2 separate regions of the Homo sapiens genome follow, and region 2 is linked to region 1. The links are chromatin loops, found by intact Hi-C in ENCODE. Cell type or tissue: HCT116. All regions are shown on one strand. Links, peaks and the distances in the headings refer to the core of each region. The heading gives the core; the rest is flanking DNA.

What was found. Hi-C counts contacts between places; a loop is a spot of excess contacts. Peaks named below come from ENCODE experiments on the same cell type or tissue, not always from the same donor. Only the 100,000 strongest peaks of a DNase experiment are listed, where the experiment ranks them.
Region 2: it touches region 1 in a loop (5-fold over the local background); 7 of 110 quality-filtered maps call a loop at or near these places.

What each region holds. Positions count from the first base shown.
Region 1 is chr13:28,320,176-28,329,471 of GRCh38, reverse strand. FLT1 (fms related receptor tyrosine kinase 1) reads left to right here. Exons shown (of 30, transcript NM_002019.4): 20 at 1,922-2,010; 21 at 6,526-6,682; 22 at 7,113-7,210; 23 at 7,887-8,009. Among named protein-coding and RNA genes, the nearest start is that of FLT1, 170 kb to the left of the region's middle. RefSeq lists enhancers at 879-1,379, 6,044-7,243 and a silencer at 8,006-8,300. In HCT116, for the core only: a CTCF peak has its summit at 5,084 (motif pointing left); a DNase peak (open chromatin) is centred at 5,071.
Region 2 is chr13:29,357,982-29,367,277 of GRCh38, reverse strand. It overlaps MTUS2 (microtubule associated scaffold protein 2), which reads right to left. Exons shown (of 16, transcript NM_001033602.4): 8 at 7,805-8,016. Among named protein-coding and RNA genes, the nearest start is that of MTUS2-AS2, 110 kb to the right of the region's middle. RefSeq lists a silencer at 4,032-4,326 and an enhancer at 4,142-4,361. In HCT116, for the core only: a CTCF peak has its summit at 4,082 (motif pointing right); DNase peaks (open chromatin) are centred at 4,077 and 4,337; H3K27me3 peaks cover 940 bases.

The sequences.
Region 1 (9,296 bases), core at 808-8,807:
TTGTGCATCTACAGAAGGGTGCTCCCATAAATCCCTTCCCTGTGCCGTTAATTTAAAGATTCTGAAGAGGACTCCCTTTTTGATCTCCTTCCACAGGCTCTAGGCTAAGCAGAGGGCACTTTTCTCTCAGGATGGGTCTGAAGGAGTGTGGCCAGAGCCAAGGTAAAAGGTAGAAGGTTGCATATTCCTTGAGGCTTCACCTAAAGGAATGAATGAATCACTACTGGTAGGGTCCCAGGAGGAGGTGATGTGGGGGCCCTTCCCTCCAGATCCACCATGCAGATAGACCTTACCCAAGGGGGTAGGGACAGAGCTGTGCTTTATGATTAAGAGCTCCAGCATGTTGTCGCAGACCTTTCTTTCCGTATGGCAGGGTTAGGGCAGAGTAGATGTGTGATCATTGTTTGAGCCAGCAAGGTGCAAAGAGCTGTGCAAGCCAATGTTTTCCCCAGCTCTCAACAGAGGTAGCAGAGATGAAGGGTAGCTGGGGAAGACAATCTGCTAGGGGCGGAGGTGGTTAGAGAGGAGCTAAAGGCTGGGGAGGCCAGAAACAGTCGGAGGGACCTCGACACGGCCCCGCCTGCTTCTCCATCATCCCCGGATAACGTTTTATGAAGTTCTCTGTCGTGGCAACCTCATTCTGTTTGCCTCAACTTTGCATCTGTAAAACTGATCAGGTATAATGAGACAGCTTACCCTCATGTGCGGCCGTCAGCTCCGTGCAGCTGGGCGCCAGCATGGAAGCCCCTCTGAGGACGGTGGCTGGACCCCATGCGGGAGCCGAACTCTGCGGCATCTGCCGCCGTAGAGGGGACATAAAAAACTCTGGAAGCAACTTCCCGTTCTGGAACCTAGGGGGAAGATGAGATGCTGTTAGGATTTCTAGCGTGTTCCTCGTACTAAGAGAAAACCACTCCACCAGGACCAGCCCAACTTCTGCAAGGCACAAAAAAGAACTAGTGGCTTCTGGGCTCCCGGCATGCCCTGGGCAGCGGCTGGTGAAGCAGCTCCGGGGTCACTCCCCTTTGACCCAGAAGTGGTCCTTGCTTTGTGGGCTGCATGCCCAGCCCAGGCATGCAGTGGAAACGCAGGGCAGGAGAGAGGAGGCCTTCAGAGTGCAGCTGGACTTCCTTCCCAACCCTCTTGCTTCCTTCAGACCGGGGTCGGGTTGGCAAACCAAGGTCAGCCTGTGAGCTTAAAATGGTTTGACCTTTTTAAAGTTGGGGGAAAAAATAAAAAATAAAAATAATATTTCATGATATGAAATTGTATGAAATTCCAATCTCTGTGTTCATAGTTTTCTTGGAGCACAGTCATACTTGTTTGGTTGTTTCCAGGCTACAAAGGCAGAATTGAGTAGTAGCTCCTTGATCTGCAAAGCCTAAAATGCTTACTAGCTGGACCTTTACAAGAAGAGTTTGCCGATTCCTACTGTAGATCCTCTGGCAAGCCCCAAGGCAAATCGCGCAGACACTGCTGGCGAGAGACGGCCAGGTAGCCGTCTCTGTCGTGGTAGGGAGGGAGGAGCTGCTTAATAGTTCCAGGACTGGTGTGACAGTAACCAGAAGCCGCTCTACTCGCAAGGGTCTGGTTAAGAGGCAGGGAGGCTGGCTTTTGCCTCTCCCCTCCTCAAACGTATTTCTGTCCTTCTTCCAATCTTTTCTCTCTAATGCTTCTGCACTGCCCCTCACCTCCTTTTTTTTTTTTTTTTTTTTGTATTTCAATTGTATTCTTTAAACCCCTTCTTAGGTTAAACTGAAAAAGTCACCGTATTCATGGGCCTCTCATCCCTAAATCGCATCCCTTCGCCCCACTAATACAAAGGCTGGTTGGTTTGAGGTTTCTCAGGCAGGCTGAAGGCTGGCAAATGGCTGACTGGCTTGGTGTGGCTGAGCATGAGCATGTGCTGTTTTGGCTGCAGGGCCTCTGATGGTGATTGTTGAATACTGCAAATATGGAAATCTCTCCAACTACCTCAAGAGCAAACGTGACTTATTTTTTCTCAACAAGGTAAGGATTTCAAAAGTTGGAGGTTTTTAAAGATAGCAATGAGTTTTCATTTAGTCTGTAACAACATAAAGCAAGAGAAACCTGTATTGTGTTGTTAATGATTAAACTTAAAACTCAATCTCTGCTTCTTCTCCTTTTTTCATGTTTTTTCCCCTGATAATCTGTTACACTCTAGTGTGGATAGCACAGAGAATCATTTGATCCCTGTGTGCGTATGCAGCCATAATTGGAGAGTAAATCTACTAGCCACTTATCTAAATATCTAACAATAACTTTCTCTCTTTCTCCCCCTATATATGTGTGCATGTGTACATACACGCAAACATACATACACAAGTCACTTATTTCTTTAAGGAAGATAATAGTTAATATAATTGTCTCCATTTATTAGGTTAGATTTTGACTAAGGCTAAATCAACTGAGTGACTTGACAATCAGCAGTAGACCAATGATGTGGCCAGGGCCAAAAATCATTATCTTTCTTTTCCACTGCCCTTTCCCCTACTTCCTGACACCCTCACTACCCATGTCATCCCTACATATACTCTGAACCAGCCTTATTAAATAAAAGCTGTGTAGTAAAAGGAACATGTGGACCCAAGACCTAAGGGCAAACAAGGTTTAAAAGAGATTATTGGGCCAGGCACGGTGGCTTACGCCTGTAATCCCAGAACTTTGGGGGCTGAGGCAGGTGGATCTTGTGAGGTCAGGAGTTCGAAACCAGCCTGGCCAGCATGGTGAAAACCCGTCTCTACTAAAAATACAAAAATTAGCCAGGCGTGGTGGCCCGCGCCTGTAATCCCAGCTACTAGGGAGGCTGAGGCAGGAGAATCGCTTGAGCCTGGGAGGCTGAGGTTGCAGTGAGCCGAGATCAAGCCACTACACTCCAGCCTGGGCAACAGAGTGAGACTCCGTCTCAAAAAAAAAAAAAAAAAAAAAAAGAGAGAGAGAGATTATTGAATGGAGGAGAAATAATTTACTAAAACTTTGCCAGTGTGACATATGGCACCAATACTGTGTCCTTCTCTGAGCTGAAGAAGTCCAGGGGACAGTGATTCAACATTATTAACCAGTAATCAGCAACACTGGTGATGAACCCATGTAGTGTGGTGGTTAAACATTGAGACTCTGGAATCAGACTTCCTGGATTCAAATCCTGTCTCTACTTCTCATGAAATCTGGGAATGCAAATTACTCAACCTGTCTGTTTCAGTTCCCTCGTTTATTAAATGAAGCTTATAATAGAATCCAGCTGATGGGATTGTTGAGAGAATAAAAATCTCTCAGTCAAACATTCAATAAATGTTAATCATCACTGTCACCACCACTGTCATCATCATCATCAACATCATTGACCTACTAAGATAGAAAAATTGGGTGAGTCCAACTTCGTACCACTGATCTACATGGTGGATAAAATGTCTGAAATCCAAGAATGATGCCCATCTTTATAATGTGGGCAAGAATCTTCACACACAAATAAGAACCACTGGACAGCTGGCCAATTTTCTCATCCCTCAAACTTTGATCTAATTAAAGACAGAGATGTTCTACCGGACCGGCAATATATGCAAGAACATCATTTTCCCCAGGTTTAAGTCAGGTCCTCTAATAATAAGAACCTTTTTTTTTTTTTTTTTTTTTTGAGACAGAGTTTCTCTCTCTGTCAGTCAGGCTGGAGTGCAGTGGTGTGATCTCAGCTCACTGCAACCTCCGTTTCCTGGGTTCAAGTGATCCTCCTGCCTCTACCCTCCCAAGTAGCTGGGATTACAGGAGCCCGCCACAACGCCCAGCTAATTTTTGAATATTTTGGTAGAGACGGAGTTTCACCATGTTGGCCAGGCTGGTCAAACTCCTGACCTCAGGTGATCCGCCTGCCTCGGCCTCACAAAGTGCTGGGATTACAGGTGTGAGCCACCGTGCCCGGCCTAATAATTAGAATCTTGAAACTGAAAGGGATCTTTGTGATCAGTTGGTTCACACTCGCAGGCTGCAGATGCGTTCAGAGAAGTCAAGTGATTCGCTTAAGGACACACACCTACCATGAGGTGAAGTCAGAAGGTGAAAGAACTCAGCTCTCTTGACTCCTCCTCCACTGCCTTTTCTGTGCACCACACTAAATGAGGTGAAAAAAGCATAAGAAAAAGTGGAAAGTGGTGCCTTGGGCTGAGGGCAGTACAAATTCCCCTTAGTACTGAAATTTTGGACTGGCTTCAGGAAGAGCTAAGCCAGCAGAATACCCTAGGGACCTGGGCAGGATGGAACGTTTGGGTTTGTGCGTCCTTTGTTTTGAAGAGTTTGCTTCCTTCTCTGGCTATATTTAATGATTTGCCTCCCTGTGCAACTTGGTGGAGCTTAGTGTTTTTGTGGAAAATCCATGGCTGTCTTTCATATTTGGAAGATAAAGGTAAAGGAAAGGCAAAACCAAAAGGCTAAATTGAAAATGGAATACTTCATTTTCCAAATAAATTAACTGGGATCCTTAAATATGGTTTGTAATAAATTCACTATATTCTGCCAGAGTCCCAAGAGTTCAGTAAATTACCTTTATTTAACAAAAGTGGTACTGATAAGCAAAGCTGAATATACAATTGATTGGGAGTCAGGAAGGGAGTGAGAGAGCCTGAGTTTTGGTCCTTGGAGACATGCCTAGGCTGTGACTTTTGGGTGCCGTGGGGAAGAAGGCTGTCCAGGGAGAGTTTTCACATGCAGAGCCCTGAGTGAGCCTGTGGAGCATTTTTCTCCCCATGCTATTGCCAGCGCTTTCTCTGATGCCTTCTGTCCCACAAAGGATCTTGTGAAAAATAAAATTCCAGTCCCCAACTGAACAGAATCCAATATAACTGCATTGTGGAAACACAATAACAAATAGTGAAAGTCTTTACCTGCCCTCAGGTGGGTTACCTGCAATGGCAGTGGGTATTCACTCTGAGGCCTGCCTCCCTCTGCAACCCCGGAAGGTCTCTTTTCAGGGGCTGGGAACCTTGGTGCCCTTTTGGCTTTTAGACTAGGTTAGGGCTGTCCCTCCTGAAGCTTTCTCCCAGTGCTCTGCTTGCTCCCACTGTGCCCTCTAGTGGAGGGATCACTCTTGCTTTGTGACATTTCTAGAAAAGCCCAGGAAGGATGGGGTACGCGGGTTAATCCTAGAACTGCCACACCATGCAAATGGATCAAGGGACACCACTGAACTCCAGTCCCTCTCTGCTTCTGCCTCAGTATTGCTGTCTAGCAGAATCTAGGCTACAAACATGGTCTTGTTATAAAGCCACTGAAAGTGCTAGGTTTTAGAGTGTCATAGTTACTAGATGAATTACAAAAGGCAATAAAAATCTTTTCTGGTTTCCCATGAACACCCAGAACTGACAACTCCTTTCCTATGAATCATAAAATAATAGTATAATAGAGCTTTTCAGAAGAGGATAATTAAACTCAGAAAAGTAAGGTGACTTGCCCAAGATCGCATGATTAATGGAAGAGCCAAATGAACCAGGGCTTGGATGTGCAGTCCAGGGTGAAAGGCCATTGCTACCCTTGTTAGGATCAAACTGTATCTTTGTTTAAATGGAAGAGAAAAAAAGCAATGTCCATGTTCCCTCCTTCCCCAAAGAAACCTGAGAAATTGGTAACTATAGCCTTCTCTTATAACTCCTCCTAGGGATTACAGAGTGAAGCACCAAGCACACTGAGGATCCTTTCCTCTCAGTGATGTCATCCTTCACAAGATGGCGTGTGGCATGGAAAAGTGGTTAAGGGCACAGATGTGGGCATCGACCAATCCTGGGTTCAAGCTTTGCTTTTTTTTTTTTTTTTGAGATGGAGTTTTGCTCTCGTTGGCCAGGCTAGAGTGCAATGGCGTGATCTCGGCTCACTGCAACCTCCACCTCCTGGGTTCAAGCAATTCTCCTGCCTCAGCCTCCTGAGTAGCTGGGATTACAGGCATGCACCACCATGCCCGGCTAATTTTGTATTTTCAGTAGAGACGGGGTTTCTCCATATTGGTCAGGCTGATCTCAAACTCCCGACCTCACGTGATTCACCTGGCTCGGCCTCCCAAAGTGCTGGGATTACAGGCGTGAGCCACTGTGCCCGGCCAGCTTTGCTATTTATTAGCTGCATGTGAATTTGATTACTTTACTTCTCTGAACCTGTTTCTCCATGTATAAATAAGAACTACTTCGTAAAATTGTTGGAAACACTAAACAAGAAATGTACCTAAAGCTTTTAATATACCAGCTCACACAGAGTAAGCATTCAGTAAATACCCACCACTCTTAATTTTTTTTTTTTATCTGATCTAAGATGCTGTCTAGAAGCCCAGGCAAGAGCACAATAGACTCTGCAACTCCAGAGGTAGTCAGGCTCCTGGACACCGTAGGGCCCCTGTGCTAGTTCACGATCCATTTTGAGAAGTGAAACGCTCTCATTTCTCATCAGGCGATTGCCAGTTGAGGGACTGGTTTCCCACTGCTGTGCTGGAGCTCCTTTTCACCTGGGTCCTTTTCGGTCTCTTCAAAGGATGCAGCACTACACATGGAGCCTAAGAAAGAAAAAATGGAGCCAGGCCTGGAACAAGGCAAGAAACCAAGACTAGATAGCGTCACCAGCAGCGAAAGCTTTGCGAGCTCCGGCTTTCAGGAAGATAAAAGTCTGAGTGATGTTGAGGAAGAGGAGGGTAGGTATTAATTCCTTCCTGTCCTACGCGCTGAGATATTTTTACAACATACTATGCATCTCTGAAATTTTTTTCTTATTTATCACTCTAATAAACATCCGTGGGAGACTCGAATGGTAATGTCCTGAGGAGATAAGATTTGAATTAAGATAATTTACAGAGTTACTAATTTTGACAGGGAACTGTACCGTTTTCTCCCCTCAGGGATTTTCATCTTAATGGATCATCCCCCTGCCCCCATGCTTGGATAAAGTGGGCTGGAGGCCTGGAAAAATCTCTGGTGTTCATGTTGAAACTCAAATACTCTTAAAAATGAACTCTGATCTACTTGTTGGTTTGTTTTATGTTTTGCTAACATTGTTCCAATAAACTGGGATTTGGTGGGATAACAAGAGCCATTACAAACAGTTACGGTTCTAATGCTTTCCAGATTCTGACGGTTTCTACAAGGAGCCCATCACTATGGAAGATCTGATTTCTTACAGTTTTCAAGTGGCCAGAGGCATGGAGTTCCTGTCTTCCAGAAAGGTCAGTCTTGCTGTTTACTGTTTTTCTTCTCTGCCAGGGCTGGACACACACCTTTGCTATAAATTCATTTTTCCTAGTATTTGCTGATACCTATGTTCTTAAATGTAGAACAAACACCACTGCAAGTGCCTTAATTTGCCTTGATATGAGGAGTTTTGAGAATGAGGAGTCATGGATACCAGTGGATAGAACTTAATTCTGGGGAAAACTCACAGGTTTCAGACTAGACAAACCTGGCATCGGCTCTCCACAGTATCCTCTGGCATATTTTCAAATCTGGCCCAAATCTCAGAAGACATGACTTCATAGGAGAGCTACTATTAATATAGCCATATAGGGCCCTCCCACAAAACTGCAGCTGGAGAAAGATCTCATCTTGGCAGCTCAGGATAAAAGACTGTGGGGAAAGTTTGCCCACTGGTAAATCTTAGATAACCAGCTTCGCTGATCAAATAGTAGCCCAGTGGATTCAGACCATTTCTTGACTTTGAGGGCTTGGGGACCTGTATTTGTAGAGAGGCTCTTCATGTTTATGGTAACTCTGTGTGCACCGAGAGGTGCTCCCTTCACAGCATGTGAAATGGATTCCCAAATTAAGATAATGACACTGACAGGTGTAGGAAATTAGTTGGTTAGGTTAAGGAAATGCATTGATTATGCAACTGTTTTATTATAGTGCATTCATCGGGACCTGGCAGCGAGAAACATTCTTTTATCTGAGAACAACGTGGTGAAGATTTGTGATTTTGGCCTTGCCCGGGATATTTATAAGAACCCCGATTATGTGAGAAAAGGAGATGTAAGTCAGTTTGATGTTTATTTGACTCATGTGTGTCCTATCACTTTTAAACCACAGACTTGGTAAATATTTACACTTCCTCAGCTGTAGTCCCTGAAAACCATCATTGGCTTTCTGTGAAGACAAACAGTCCAGATGAGCGGCATCCCAGAGAGCCCTTGTGTAAGGCTCAGAAAGGCCACTGTCTCCTGCTTCTGCTCTTCCCTAATGCCTGGCCTCCCACCTGTCCTTTGGGCAGCGCTGCGTGAGACTTGCTAACCTGAGAAGTGTTTGGTGGGGCCTGGGTGAGACCTTAGCATTACCTTCCTTTGAATCCTGAGGGAATTCCTTGTACCACTGAAAAGAACAGCCTGGACTCTTTCCCTCAAATAAACCCAGATGATTGATTCAGCAGGTGTATCTGTCTCAGGAAAGGGCGGGGAAGACCGTCAGCAGTAGCTGACTATGGAGGAGACTGTTTACCTCCCATGGCCTTCCATGCCTAGCATCTCCCCGCTGGCTCGTACTGGCTTCTCTTCCCTGCTTGTTTTTAGACATAGTGTTATTTTTCACTTTTGTGGATGACCTCCCATGTCCTCCCTTCTCCTTAACCCTCAGCCTATATACCCTGAGGGTTAAGCTTATGTCTGGGCGCCAATGAGTTACAGTAGTGGTTCCCAGCTTAATTGAACATACATATCACCTAGAAGGCTTGTTACGCTACAGTGTGCTGGCCTAACAAGCCTTCCACCCCCCAGAGTTTCTGAGTCAGTAACTCTTGGGTGGAGCCTGAGAATTTGCATTTCTAACCAGTTTCTAGACCAGGGGTGTCCAATCTTTTGGCTTTCCTGGGCCACATTGGAAGAAGAAGAATTATCTTGGGCCACACATAAAATACACTAACACTAACAATAGCTGATGAGCTAAAAAAAAAAAAAAATGCAAACAAATCTCATCATGTTTTAAGAAAGTTTACGAATTTGTGTCGGGCTGCATTCAAAGCTGTCCTGGGCCACATGTGGCCCGCGGGCCAGGAATTGGACATGTTTGTTCTAGAAGGTGCTGACACAGCATGTCCCAGGACCATACTTCGAGAGCCACTGCACCAGAATCTGTTGTATAGAAGGAAAACATATGACTTCACATTGATCCTTTGTAAAAATAAAAAAATAAAAATAAAGGAAAACAGACTTTCCTTGGGGCCCTGGTCTGGAGAGATGGCACCAACCTTCATGTTAGTCCTCCCCTCCTTTCTGTTCGTCTGTATCTGAGTCAGCCTCCCTGCCCCTCCCACTTCCTTTCTCCTTG
Region 2 (9,296 bases), core at 693-8,692, 1.0 Mb before region 1:
GTCCCGGAAGGCCCAATTCCTCCACCTTTGCCTGCTGAGGTCCTATGTGATCCTTGGCCCATTTCACAAGCCACGTTCCTCTCTCAAGGCGCCCCTACCCCAGGTACCCTGCCTGCTTGACAGGCTTCACAGTCCACTCTGTTGTCCATGATTTCAGTGAGCATCTCTTCCCAGAACTGGAACTCAGGGGCCGAGATGTGGTTTTCAAGTCATCCATTTACCAAGCGGATGGACCATAGACAGAATGATTAGGATGGACCATTCCCTATCTTTGGAATTGGAGATGATTCAGAGTGTGTGTGTATTAAGGAGGAGGCAGAGGGATGCAGACACAGGGAGGGAGGCTCACATCACAAACTGCTACAGGAGATGAGGTGCTGGTTTTAGGCCCACATAAGAAGGTACTCCAAGAGCCACCAGGTCTCTTAACTCCTGCTAGAAACCAGACGCCAAAGGAACCAAGGAGAGGGCTCAGCCTTGACAGGCAACTACTGGAGGGCTATCTCTCTCCCTGTCTCTCTTTGCACTTGGTGGTGTCCCCAAGGAATAATATGCTAGAAACAGACTCATGATTCAGATGCTCCACAAAGGTTTGTTATTTAAATGATTTTTCCCAAAGAGAATAATCTAACTTATATTTTCAAAACCGTGATGGTCCCATACCAGGTATGCTTAGAGTGGGCCGCAGGGATCAATAGGCATACTCTACCCCCTGAGGAAGGGCAGAGCACTTTCTGGTGCTTAAGTGTCATGCTCTACCAACTGAGCTAGCGGGCGATGATTTTCTGGTATTTAAATGATAACGCTTGATATGGTTTGGCTGTGTCCCCACCCAAATCTCATCTTGAATTGTAGCTTCCACAATTCCCACATGTTATGGGAGGGACCTGGTGGGAGGTAACTGAATCATGGGGGTGGGTCTTTCCCATGCCATTCTTGTGATAGTAAGTCTCACAAGATCTGATGGTTTTATAAAGGGGAGTTTCCCTGCACAAGTTCTCTTCTCTTCTCTGCCGCCATGTGAGATGTGCCTTTCACCTTCTGCCATGATTGTGAGGCCTTCCCAGCCACGTGGAACTGTGAGTTCATTAAACCTCTTTCTTTTGTAAATTGCCCAGTCTCAAGTATGTCTTTGTCAGCAGTATGAAAACGGACTAATAGAACAACCCACAGAGTCAGAGGCACTGAATTAAATCACAGAGCCTGGGCCTGACAGCCCCTTCATTATAGTCTTGTCCTTGAAACTGGACCCTTAGTAACTCCATTTTATAGAAAAACTGAGGTCTAGGAAAGTGAATAAACTCATCTCTCGCAGGGAAGAGGTTCTGGGGCTGAGAAAACCATATCTCCTCTTGTTAGAGAGTCATGATTTTTGAATATTGTCTTTCCTTTGACTTGTGTTTAGTTGGAGGGGAGTTTACAGCATTTATTTTCAAATAAGTCGCCAGTGACATTTAAGTGAAGAATTGGTATCTGCCAGAGGCCATGGGTCTAGAAAGGTTGAGTGGGATGGCCAGGTGACATTCCATACCTCATCTGCTCTGTGGCCTCTCTGGCTACAGGAAGGCTATGCTGAATTCTGTATCCCAGAATATCTTAAAGGCACGCACTTTTACTACAGACCAGGTTTAACCAACTGCCCACCAGGATCTGGGGAAAACCTCAGGCCTCTTCTGCAAAGCAGCAGCTGAAATTCACCTTTCTTCTCCCATGGCACCTATCTGCCTTCAAAAAAGTGACATTTAATTACACACACACACACACACAAACCCAAACAAAAAAACGTATTGATGACAAAGCATAAGTGAGATGAGCTGAATGGGGCAATTAGTTTTCACCTTGGTCAGGTATCTGTTCTCATCTTATTGCACCTTATTGTGAAATGTATATTATCATCAATAGAGGTGGGTTTTATCAGGCTTCAGTATCAAGGATCTTCCATGAATGTTGAGAAGACTTCGCTATTCTGAGTTTCATTTTCCACTGACCATGATGTTTTGCACAACTGACACCACAGGCCAAGGGTTCTTATTACTTCAAAGAGCTGCTTGGCATATCTGGAGGATTCTGTCCCTTGATATTGGGAATATTTTGATGTTTGGGGGTTGTGCTAAAAACTTCCTTTAGCTGAAGTCCTATGAGTAAAAGCATACAGACGCTCATGGTTCTTTTATCAAAGCACTGTGGGGGCACTTATTTTTGTGACACATAATATTCTTTCAGAACAACAACCATAGGAACCATTAATTTACCTTGAATTTACCACTTCACTAGCACTCTCTACTGTGTTATGTGCTGAATAGCTGTCAGAAATGCCACCTTAAGTGCTCACATTTTCTTTAAGCCTTTGGTTATTCAAGATAAAATTAAGGGAAGAGAAGATAATCGCAGAGCATCGTTTATAAGTGGGAGAGGCACAAAACACTATGTTTAAATGACCATGTTTTGGATTTAGGAAGCAACAAAGAGCTTGATGTTTTCAATTCTGATAAGGTATAATTACTGCTCTGAGAGCTCCACTCAGTGGGAAAATCTCTGAAATGTGAAGTCCTTTGGCTGGTGGACGTAATAGCTTCTCTACTGCTTTAGCTCAAGGGCAACATTCATTCTGATGAATCCCTGAATTTAAAATCTGAATGCATTAAACAGATAAAGCTAGCAAGCCTTTATTTTCCAAAGGGGTTCTACTGCTGTCTCTTCTCTCCTGCCCTTTAACAGACACCCTGTCCTGACCCATGAATCAACCAGGTGTTATGGAGCACTCAAGGTGAGCTGGGGCCAGCTTCACTATGAGGAGTTTGCAATCCATGCTAGAGCAATCACTGCACTTTTAAAAACAGTTCCCCAGGGCCTAAATCTCTATTCAGAAGTCATTAACTAATTTACCAAGGGCTTAAAGATATGCAGGGAGCGGGGGCACTCTGCAGACAGCAGGCATCGGGTGTTCTCGTCCCAATACGCTCTTCCTTCCTCTTTGCTCACCCCACATTCTGCTCCTCTCTCCATCCTGCTCTTCCAAGACTCCTTCCCATTATCAAGGATGAGGCTTCCACTTGAGCACATAGTATTTTTTTTATGGCAACAGCTTAAACCATTAGGTCATTTTCTGTGTGTTTAACTTTTAGATTATTGTTTCACCTGTTTTGCAATTGTGCGTTTCCCCCCTTAATACATAAAAAGCACCTTGATGATTGTGAAGAGAGGGAGAAGTAGCATCATAATATAGTGGAAAAACATGAGTGTTGGGTGTGGCCTGGCCTGTATTTGTATCTTGGCTCCATCACTTTCTAATTATGTTGTCTTCAGAGGACTATGCAATCTCCCCAAACCTCAGTTTCCCCAGGCATCACATGAGGATGATATCTACAACAGCTATGGTTGTTGTGAGGGTTAAAATAATGCCTGTTAAGTGCCCAGGACATAGTAGATGGTCAATAAATAAGAGCTCTATTGTTAAAGTTCTGCCTCTTACTTTTTTGAATCCTCCCTACCTACCCACCCCATATGGTAGAGACAGAGTTGCTAAAGATTGTCTACTAATATATGTGAACTGAAGGTGAAAGGTTGAAGTTCAAATATACAAAATATATAAAAAATATACATACCCCTAACTAACAACAACAAGACACAGATAAAGCAAATATGGCAGAATGTTAATAAATGTTAAATATGGATTATGGGGTATCTGGGTTTTATTCTTTCCACTATTCTATATTAAATTTTTTTTGTGATAAAAGGTAAAATAATAAAAGCCTTAAAATATATACACACTCTGAGAAGAAGGAGGTTGGTGAATTATTAATTTTTTAGTAAGTTTAGAAAGTCCAAAAATGCTTGACATATTCATTTTGAGGTCTTTTATGCCTAAACTATTTAATAACATGTAAAAAAATTCAAAACCATCATCTACAATCACATTCATAAAGTTAACAAAGAAGACAAGAATAGATATGAAAAATACTGAATAAGTATAATAAATCTTATTAAAAGTAACATGAAAATCCATGTACCCTCAGGTAATGTGTATAAAACTCCATGCTGCAGGGTGAGGACCATCCTGTGGACTGTTTCATGGGAGAGCCACCAGGGGATGCTAAAGAGTAGCATTACGGGGAACCACACAGCAAAAGCACCATCACACCATTCAACCTGACCCTAAGGAGCGCGAGTCCGTCCCTGAGAGTCACACTCATTACTACACCACTTGGGGGTCTGGGAGCATGGATACAGCAGATCTGTTTGGCCCGTGGTGAGGAACATACCTTGCTGCAGGGGCAGAGCTGCCTGCAACCAGCACAAGTGTGAGGCTGCTGTTGGCACCTAAGTGTGGCATCTTAGAATCCCTGGACGCTGGGCTGAGGCTGTGTTAGAGCTGACAACTTTCACAGCTACTCTGCCAGGAGCTATAAAGCATGGGGCAGAAAAGGGAGATTCTTATCTGGGCTTCTAATTCTTTTTCTCTAGTGGTGAGGCTTACTTCCAACACATATTTAAATTAATGGCATCAGCATATTCAGGTAAAAATATATAGCAGCAACTGAAGAGCTATACTAGAAAATTATTTTCATTTTCATTTTAAAAAATGTATTTTGAGATGGAGTCTCCCTCTGTCACCAAGGCTGGAGTGCAGTGGAGCAATCTCGGTTCACTGCAACCTCCGTCTCCTGGGTTCAAGCAATACTCCTGCCTCAGCCTCCCAAGTAGTTGGGATCACAGGCACGTGCCACCACACTCGGCTAATTTTTTTAATTTTTTTTATTTTTGGTAGAGATGGGGTTTCACCATGTTGGCCAGGCTGCTCGAGCCTGGCCACTGAAAATTATTTTCTTAAATTATTTTTAAAGTACATTCCAGGCCAAGCTCTTCAAGGGCTTTGACTGTGTTTTCACCTTCTCCCACTTGAGAGTAAAATCCTTGAGGTAGATCCTGACAGATTTCTTTGTACTCAGAAAAGAATGTTTGATTGAATATTTGTTAAAAAAGTGCCTTTGCCAGCTGGGCATGGTGGCTCATGCCTGTAATCACAGTGCTTTAGGAGGCTGAGGCAGGAGGATCACTTGAGGCCAGGAGTTTGAGACCAGCCTAGAAAACATAGTGAGACCCATCTCTATAAAGCATCTTTGCACATTAATTCACTACATTCTCACAATGACTTTGTGAAGAGTTATTATGAATTCTATTTTAAATGGAGAAAACTGAGATTCAAAGTTAATGACTCAGCCAGGGGGAAAGAGAACAAGGACAGGGATGTTATTCCTACAGTGATGATGACGAAGTGCACAGAGGCAGGAACTTGCTCAAGGTCTCACCACTGGATAGGGGCAGAGATGGAACTGACTCTGGGTTAGCACTGCGTCCTCTCTCCACCAGAGCATGCTGTGCAGATAAATATGCTACAGTGTACAAAAGATACACGTGCATTCCTTACAGGATGGAATTCTGGCAGGGCCTTCTAACTGGTAGAACAAAGAGATCATGCATTTTCAGGCTATACAGGTCATGCTTCCTCAAAGCTGGCATGCTTGGCTCAGACAAGATCTCATTCACAATAATAATGCATGGGTTTCTCACAAGGGTGACATGGGGTACCTTGGGTTCTCCTGACCTGGTAACTTCAAAGGGCTCCATTGTTGAAGGTTTCAGGGCTGCTTTGCCTCTATTTTCCCAGGTTCTCCACCCCATGTCACACCTCCTGGTCTAATTCAGTATTACTAGCAAATTCTCAAATCCATCACCTTAAACTACATGGCATGCATGACGGCCTGCATAAAAGCCACTGATTATGTTCAATTAGGACTTTAACTTTTTAAAAAAAAAACATTTTATCTTCTGTTTTTTCTTCTGGCATTTATCTGGAGAGAAAGATAGCGTAGAGATCAGAAAGACAGAGAAAAAAATACATTGTGTGGGAGGTGAAATGCCACGGTCATTTTTGAAGCCCATTTGGAGTTACTGGTTGTGATTTACTGAAAAGAAAATGAAATTCATGTCCACCATCCATCTTGCTGAAATGTCATGCCAAGTGTAGCTGTAGTAGCAGAGAGGTCCAGTGGAGATGCCTGCAAATCACCTGCCAGCCGCTGTTGGTCTCTGGTTTGAGAGCCACATGCATGCTACAGAGAAGTAAAACTCCTGGTCTGCAGGCCAACAAGGAATTTTCCTGGAACATGGAAGTGCATAACTACAGGGAACTGACCCCTAATTTTGGCAGTTACTCTCTCCCCTGCCATGATCCCAAAAGTGGGGCCTAAAAGTTCCAACTTCTAAAACACGGAACATATTATCAATATATTATATCAATATCTATTGCTTTGTCCATCATATGAAACCTTTATCAAGGGCTTGTTCTGACTCTTTGGATGATGTCTGGAAGGCAGAGTCCCAGAGCAGGCAGTGTGACTAAAACAGGGTCACTGAACTTCAAGGAACAGCCCTGTTTTCCTCTTTAGGTACAACTTGACAGTCAGTGGGAAATACGACGAATCACCTTCCCTAATTACAAAAATGCTCATCTTGACCATGGCCAGTCAGGCCTCTTGGGCTCCTTGAAGACGTGTTTGTAACTTTAATTCTTACGGGGGGGGGGGGGTGTTCGGCTACTTTATGCAAGCTTACCAGATCACGTCATGCATCGTGACTAGACCAGAAAGGAAGGTATGAAATTCACATTGGCCATTTTCTGCTGGGGTTAAAATTCTGGTTGGGGAGGAGGCTGAAACTATTGGTAAAATGGAAATTTCAGGGCTGTCTACTCATCTTGTCATTTAATACCACAACAGATTGATAAATGGCTCTTTCTGTTGAAAGCTTTAAACAAACAAAAATAATAACAACAAAAAAGAGCAGCTCAGGCTTCTATACTGGAGTAGAGGGGAAGGTGAAGGATGTCATAAAAGGCCAAAAAGGAGCTGCCAGGGGACATGGAGCCACTTCACATTCTTCTGCTTTTCTTTTCAAATTGACCAGATATTTCGTTAATTCACTTTCTTATTTGGAGAGCATTTATACAGCACTTTTACTTCCTCCCATGTATAGATACCAGGAGGTCCATATGTGCATCTCAAAAATGTGCACTTATGTTTATGCTTTTTCTCCCCCAAGCACACCTTGGTGACTTCAAGGTGGAGAACAAATGCAGTGGGACACTAGGCTCCCACCTCTGTTCCCTGGGGAAAGGCTGGGATGCTTATCTGCTCCATGGTTAATAACAGATTCAGTATACACACACAGATCCAGACATTTGCAGAGGAGAAACCAACCTCCCTGCATTTTCAGAAAAATTGAGGGCACAAGGAGAATCCGAACCTCACCCCATGCTGCTCTGGGAACTGTGAGCATGGCCTTGAGAAGAGTCCCAGGCCAAGCACATTCCATTGCCCATCAACAGCCGACGTGAACGGTACTGGGGCCCTGTCTCCCTTTGTTGTGATGTGAGCAGTAATGTCGGAAAGTGACCATCTCCCCTCGAAAATGCAAACTACCACACGCTCCATTTCCTGCAAAGATCCCACCTTCAAAAATGTTCCTGTATATCCTTTCCTTTCATTTTTTACATAATTTCGTATTTTGGAATGAAGATTATTAATGATCCTTCCCAGACGTATTTCTTTCACACCTAAGGATAAACGTGGCTCCCCAAAGATGATGGGATGCCTCAGGAGATTCTGCCTGAACTCCTGAAAATCCAAACTCCACTCTGATCAAAACTCAAACCCAAAACAGCAACATACACAAACAACCGTCACCATCACCACACTCTCCTCCAACCAAAATGCCCTTGGACCTTCACGAAATGGGGCCTCACCTTTCTAAAGAAATGCTGCGTGGCCACGGCGAGGGCATCAAAGCCGCAGATGGCCCTCTTCAGCTCCCCTTGCGCAACGCCCAGCTGTCTGGTCTGCTGCTCACACCGCTCCTTCAGCCGCAGCACCAGCTGCCGCTCAGCCTCACGGGCCTGCGGGTCCGGCTTGGGCGGAAACCCATTTCGAGCTGCCGCAGTCCTCTGCTTTGGGTATCCTGTGAGAAAGAAAACCAAACCCCGGTCACCTGTGAAAAAACACTCAGTACACATGTGACAACGGCTTCTTATTACACAAGGAGTTCTTCAAGTGGTAGAGAAGAAATTGCCCACGGTTTGTCATTTTTAAGGATTGAAAAGAAAAAACAGTCAGGGACTAAAATTATTGTTCCATTAATGTGGTTGTTAAGTGCAAGGTTTCGTGCTTGGAAAAAGGATAACAGACAAAATTGCCAAATTCCTTCCAGCTTCCGACACTTCTTCTAGGCTTGCTTGGAGAGAGAGAAGCTTTTTTTTTTTTTTTCTTAAAGGAGATTACTCTTTGACAATGTCTAATGGGAAATTAATCAATCAATCCAGATAGAAGTCAGACTTATAATCGTCTAGCAACCTTTTAATTGGGCACCAGAGAATAACACCTCGATGCCCCTTTCTTCGCCGTAGAGGCTGCTCTAGTGACCCTTTTCTTCAATGTCACGTCCAAGTCACAGCCCTGGCTACCGCTGCTCTAGCAACTCCTGACTTTAAATTCCTATAGCACCAATGTATTGTGAGGTCTCCTGCAACACATCCCTCCAATGTGACTTGACGCCTCCTCCATGGCTAAAGGTGTAGTCTGAGCCGCCATCCCCTCTCACTCTCTGATGGGAAGCCCTGCTTCCTCTCTTCCTTCACTACGCCACAGCCAGAATGACCTTTGCACACGTGAGGCACGTCATCACTTGTGTGAACCCCTCTGCTCACTTTCTCTCACGATGAATAGGAAGTCCACACACCTTACCATGGCCGGCAAAGCCCTCTGTGACTTGGCTCCTGCCAGGTGAATGTGAGGGGCTGTGGGGCCACAGAAGACGGGGCAAGGAGCTCTGCCTGGGGTTGAGGACAGGGTTTTGGGCATTAAGGAGAGGTGATTTTTAGGTTGAAGCTCAAAAAAGAAAAGGCAAGGTCCCCCAAAATAGCACAGAGGAAAGCACTCCACCACAGTCCAAGACCCGTGCATGGGCAGGCGTCTTCCTCTGGTCCCTCTGTAGGAGGCACAGACAGACCTGGGATGTGCAGGCGGTCGGAGAACCCCTGCTATTGACAATGGGCTTACATCTCAAAGGCACGTTCTTTCCTTCACTCTAGTAGATTACACTCCTAGAGGACATGACACAGACACTGACCAGCACAATCATAAATCCACTAATATTTCAAATGTTTTCTTCCTCTTCTGTTTTCCTCTCCGAGATACCAGGGAGCAACATATAAAACAAACCAGAAAATGGTAGCCCCTTCA